Regions from separate parts of the Homo sapiens genome. Here region 1 is linked to region 2. A link is a loop called in an ENCODE intact Hi-C map of the cell type or tissue named here. Cell type or tissue: Calu3. All regions are shown on one strand.

What was found. A loop is a pair of places that touch in the nucleus more often than their neighbours do. Peaks named below come from ENCODE experiments on the same cell type or tissue, not always from the same donor. Only the 100,000 strongest peaks of a DNase experiment are listed, where the experiment ranks them.
Region 1: a loop joins it to region 2, with 2.2 times the contacts of the local background. A loop is called at or near these places in 2 of 110 quality-filtered maps.

Annotation. Positions count from the first base shown.
Region 1 is chr3:195,850,023-195,852,522 of GRCh38, reverse strand. All of the region lies in intron 1 of LINC01983 (long intergenic non-protein coding RNA 1983), which reads left to right. Among named protein-coding and RNA genes, the nearest start is that of LINC01983, 9.1 kb to the left of the region's middle. RefSeq lists an enhancer at 1,200-1,700. In Calu3, a CTCF peak has its summit at 1,474 (motif pointing right); a DNase peak (open chromatin) is centred at 1,472.
Region 2 is chr3:195,714,808-195,717,307 of GRCh38, reverse strand. No RefSeq gene overlaps it. Among named protein-coding and RNA genes, the nearest start is that of MUC20, 4.9 kb to the left of the region's middle. In Calu3, no CTCF peak of the experiment used is centred here; DNase peaks (open chromatin) are centred at 287, 812 and 1,117.

The DNA.
Region 1 (2,500 bases), 140 kb before region 2:
AGTGTTCCCTTTCTAGGACAAATATTTTGCAACACCTTTACTTTACTGAAATGAAATTCCAAAGGTAATATAATCTGTCCACATACCGTGTTTAAACATCAGCCTACTGTCAGTCACAGATTCGGGGTTTGCCTTACTATACTGAAATTAAATTCCAAAGGTAATGTAATCTGTCCACATACCATGTTTAAACATCAGCGTACTGTTGATCGCAGATTTGGGGTTTGCCACCCACACCAGTCATCCAGGACCAAGACCCTTCCTCCAGCTGCAGGAGTGTCGGCTGCTCACAGCTCACAGCTGAGGCCCAAGAGAGCCACATTTTTGTCCCTGGGGGGAGGGGAAGCACACATCCAGTGACCGGTCGAGTCTCCACTCCGGCATCAATTTGGGACATCTCTGAAGGCCACCCCAGGCCTAAGCCCTGAGGGACCAGCTGCATCCTCTGCTATGACTATATCACAGCTCCACTTCTCCCTCTGCCCGATCCTGTATTATCTGCCCCTCACAGGCACACAAATCTCCCTCTCAGAGTGTTTCCTGGGGAACTCGACCCAAGATGATGCCCTAAGTGTTGTACAAGAGATAAGAGGCTGGGTGTCGTGGCTCACGCCTGTAATCCCAGCACTTTGGGAGGCTGAGGCGGGCACATCACTTGAGGTCAGGCGTTTGAGACCAGTCTGGCTGACATGGTGAAACCTCGTCTCTACTAAAAATACAAAAATTAGCCCAGCATGATGGCGCATGCCTGTAATCCCAGCTACTTGGGAGGCTGGAGAATCACTTGAACCTGGGAGGCAGAGGTTGCAGTGAACCGAGATCACTCCATTGCACTCCAGCCTGGGTGGCAGAGCAAGACTCAAAAAAAAGAAAAAAAAAGGAGAGATAAGAGAAGCGTAGTTTATAATAAATGTGTTCTCTGCACACACACTTAGGCGTGACTACACTAGGACCTCATAGCATGAGTTTCTCAGGTCCCCCCTCAGACCAACTGGACAGGAGACTGCACTTTGACAAGTTCCGCAGGCATTTGTGTGCACTGGCGCGTGAGAAGCGTTTCTCTAAGATGTTACAAGGGTCAGATGCTTGTGCCTAAGTGACTGTGTGACACACGAGGGCGGACGCACGAGTCACGGCCACTCAGATACCACACGCGGCAGGTGCCGCCAGTGATAAGATTTCCACGTCGGTGAACAACTGTTGGTAAAGTGCCGAACAAAACACGTTATGAAACTTTCTCAACTTACACAGTAGTTGCATTCCCGGAAAATTCAGTTTGTCTTAAAATTGTTCGCAAGACTATTTTGTCACGTAGGATCCGTGACATTTCCTCATGGCGCATCACTGCCCCACGCATTGCAGGAGGCCGGGCCCTTCGCGCCGGTAGCCCTTGGCTCGGTGACAACTGAAAACACCCCCAGAGCTTCCCACACTGTCCACTAGGGGACATCACTGTCCTCGTTGAAACACTCCCAGAACTTCCCACACTGTCCACTAGGGGTCATCACTGTCCTCGCTGAGAACGACTGGTCCACCAGAGAGAACCCTGTGCTTGGAACTTGACATGGTATTACACGAATCCTCCTGACAAGCATAAGAAGTCTTATATTCTCTCTCTTTAGCTAAGAAAACCAAGTTCAGAGAAGTTCAGCAGTTTGTCCAGGGTCACACAGCTAGTAAGCAGGTAGCAAGCAAGATCTGGACCCAGGTCTTCCTGTCACCAAAGCCCATGTTTGCCACAACGTGTGCTTTCCAGGTGTTTGTAGGTGATCAAGAGTTGCACGGTCCCTAGGCCGTGGCCAGGTTTATTTATTTATTTATTTATTTTTATTTTTATTTATTTATATTTTCTAGATGGAATCTCGCACTATTGCTCGGACTGGAGTGCAATGGTGCAATCTCAGCTCACTGCAACCTCTGTCTCCCGCGGTTCAAGTGATTCTCCTGCCTCAGCCTCCTGAGTAGCTAGGATTACAGGCGCCTGCCACCACACCCGGCTAATTTTTTGCATTTTTTAATAGAGTAGTTTCACTATGTTGGCCAGGCTGGTCTCGAACTCCTGACCTCGTGATCCGCCCATTTCGGCCTCCCAAAGTGCTGGGATTACAGGTATGTGCCACCGTGGCTGGCCTATTTTTTATTTTTATTTTTGAGACGGAGTCTTGCTTTGTTGCCCAGGCTGAGTGAAATGGCACGATCTCAGCTCCACTGCAACCTGCGCCTCCCAAGTTCAAGTGATTCTCCTGCCTCAGCCTCCCCAGTAGCTGGGATTACAGGTGCCTGCCACCACACCTGGCTACTTTTCGTATTTTTAGTAGAGACGGGGGTTTTGCCATGTTGGCCAGGCGGGTCTCGAACTCCTGACCTCAGGTGATCCACCTGCCTCAGCCTCCCAAAGTGCTAGGATTACAGGCGTGAGCCACCGAGCCAGGCGGTGGCCCATAAGTTTTAAAAAGCTCTCCACGGAGTTGTCATGAGCACCCAGGACTGAGAGCCCCTG
Region 2 (2,500 bases):
GAAAAAAAAGAAAAACAGAGAGAAAGAATCCTGAACACTGACGTGGGGAGGGCAGGTGCCAGCTGCAGTACTAAATACTGGTGTGGGGAGGGCAGGTGCCAGCTGCAGTACTAAATACTGGTGTGGGGAGGGCAGGTGCCAGCTGCAGTACTAAATACTGCTGTGTGGAGGGCAGGTGCCAGCTGCAGTACTAAATAGCAGAGGGGAGGGCAGGTGCCAGCTGCAGTACCAAATACTGGTGTGGGGAGGGCAGGTGCCAGCTGCAGTGCGTGGGGAGGGCAGGTGCCAGCTGCAGTACTAAATAGCGGGGGAAGATTTTTTTCTGAGCAACTTTGAGTCACTGCTCACATCTCATGCCAATGTATTAATCCCAAGTCAAGGGTCAGATGAGGCACTCGGATCTCTCCAGTTGCCAACACAGCTCTTCCAAGTGTACTTTACTTCCTTTCATTCCTGCTCTAAAACTTTATTTATGTATTTATTTTTGAGACAGAATCTTGCTCTGTCGCCTAGGCTGGAGTGCAGTGGCACAATCCCAGTTCACTGCAACCTCTGCCTCTGGGATCAGGCAATTCTCCTGCCTCAGCTTCCTAAGCAGCTGGGATAACAGGCGTGCACCACCGTGCTTGGCTAATTTTTTTTTTCTTTTTTCGTATTTTGAGTAGAGATGGGGTTTCACCATATTAGCCACGATGGTCTCGTACTTCTGACCTCAGGTGATCCACCTGCTTTAGCCTCCCAAAGTGCTGGGATTACAGGTGTGAGCCACCACGCCCAGCCCTGGCCAACTTTTGTTTTTTTTGAGACAGAGTTTCATTCTTATTGCCCAGGCTGGAGTGCGATGGCCCAATCTTGGCTCACTGCAACCTCTGCCTCCCAGGTTTGTAGGATATAATAAATTCTTCTTCAAAGGTTTTAGCCTGTAAATTGTTAAGTACAATGAGTTCTGAGATCCTCTCCAAAGAATCAATGTATCAGTATGTTCAGCTCTTCATTTTAAAGTTTAACTTCCTCGTTTTCTTCATCTCCTTGCCCCTAGTTTCAGTAAACAACCCCCTCCTAGCCTCTATCACCTGCTCCATCCTGAGTCACCCCCAGTCACCTGCTCTAATCTGAGTCATCCTGAGTCAACAGGGTTTCACCATGTTGGCCAAGTTGGTCTCGAACTCCTGACCTCATGTGATCCGCCCACCTCAGCCTCCCAAAGTGCTGGGATTACAGGTGTAAGCCATCGTGCCTGGCCAGTTTTCACTTTAAAATGATCTCTAATACCAACTCTTGGGGTCCGAATGGGTCCCCACTGGTTTCAAATGTTGAGCATGCACAGATTATGTGGATGAGAACTTGCCAGGTGGGCTTACCGAAGGAGACGTGGTAAGAATCGCCTACATCTGCCAGGCCCTGAGGACAGGCCCTCTCCACACCGAGGCTTATTTCCTTGGGTTGCAGAAGAGGAAACGCCAGGGAGCCCAGTATTCTTTGGTTCATTCACTTCTTTTTTATGTTGTAACCTACATACTGTAAACTACGCCCAGCTTAAGTAGCGTATACCCTGATGAATTTTTATGTACGTATGTATCCCCAGGATGTATCCGACACTCAGGTCAAGATACAGAACGTGCTCAGCACCTCAACAGGTGCCCTTGTGTTCCCTTCCAGTCAAGCCCCCACTTGCCACCACAGAATGGAACAATCATTTTTTTTTTTTTTTTAGAGACAGGGTCTCGCTCTGTCTCCAAAGCTGGAGTGCAGCTCCATCATGGTTCACTGCAGCCTCCGCCTCCCGGGTTTGAGCGATCCTCCCATTTCAGTGTAACCACCATTCTTATCTCTATCACCATAGATTAGCTCTGCATGTCTTTGAACTTCATATAAATGGAATCATGCATAGATAGGCTCTTTTGTGTCTGGATTCTCTCTGTTAACACTGTGTCTGTGAGACTCACTCACGCTGTGTGTAGTATTATGCTTCATCCTTTTTTGTTGTTGCATAGTATTCCACTGTATAAATATACCACAATTTATTTGTCTGTTTTCCTATTGCTGTGCATTTGGATTGTTTTGTTTTTCACTATTTTGAATAAAGCTGCTATGAACATCCTTGTGTATGTCTTGGGTATACAGATGGTCCTGGCTTACAATGATTGGATTTAAAATTGTTTGACTTTATGATGGGCTTATCAGGGTATTAAATGTGTTTCTGACTTACAGTATTTTTGACTTACCACGTGTTTATTGGGACGTAACCCCTTCCTAAGATGAAGAGCATCTGTATACATCCAGAATCCTGTGGAGCAACTCATAACCCATGAGGAATGGAAGCCGACAGACAGACTCATCCCCAGGACAGGTGGTTCTCACTACATCTCATAAAGCTTCTTAGAAGATCTTACAGGATTGAGCAACCAGCCAGCCACAGCAGGGGCCAACTGGATAACACGTCTTTGCATAGGCTCTCCCTCTGTCCCTGTCACCCTCCCCTTTTCCTAACCTTGTTCCT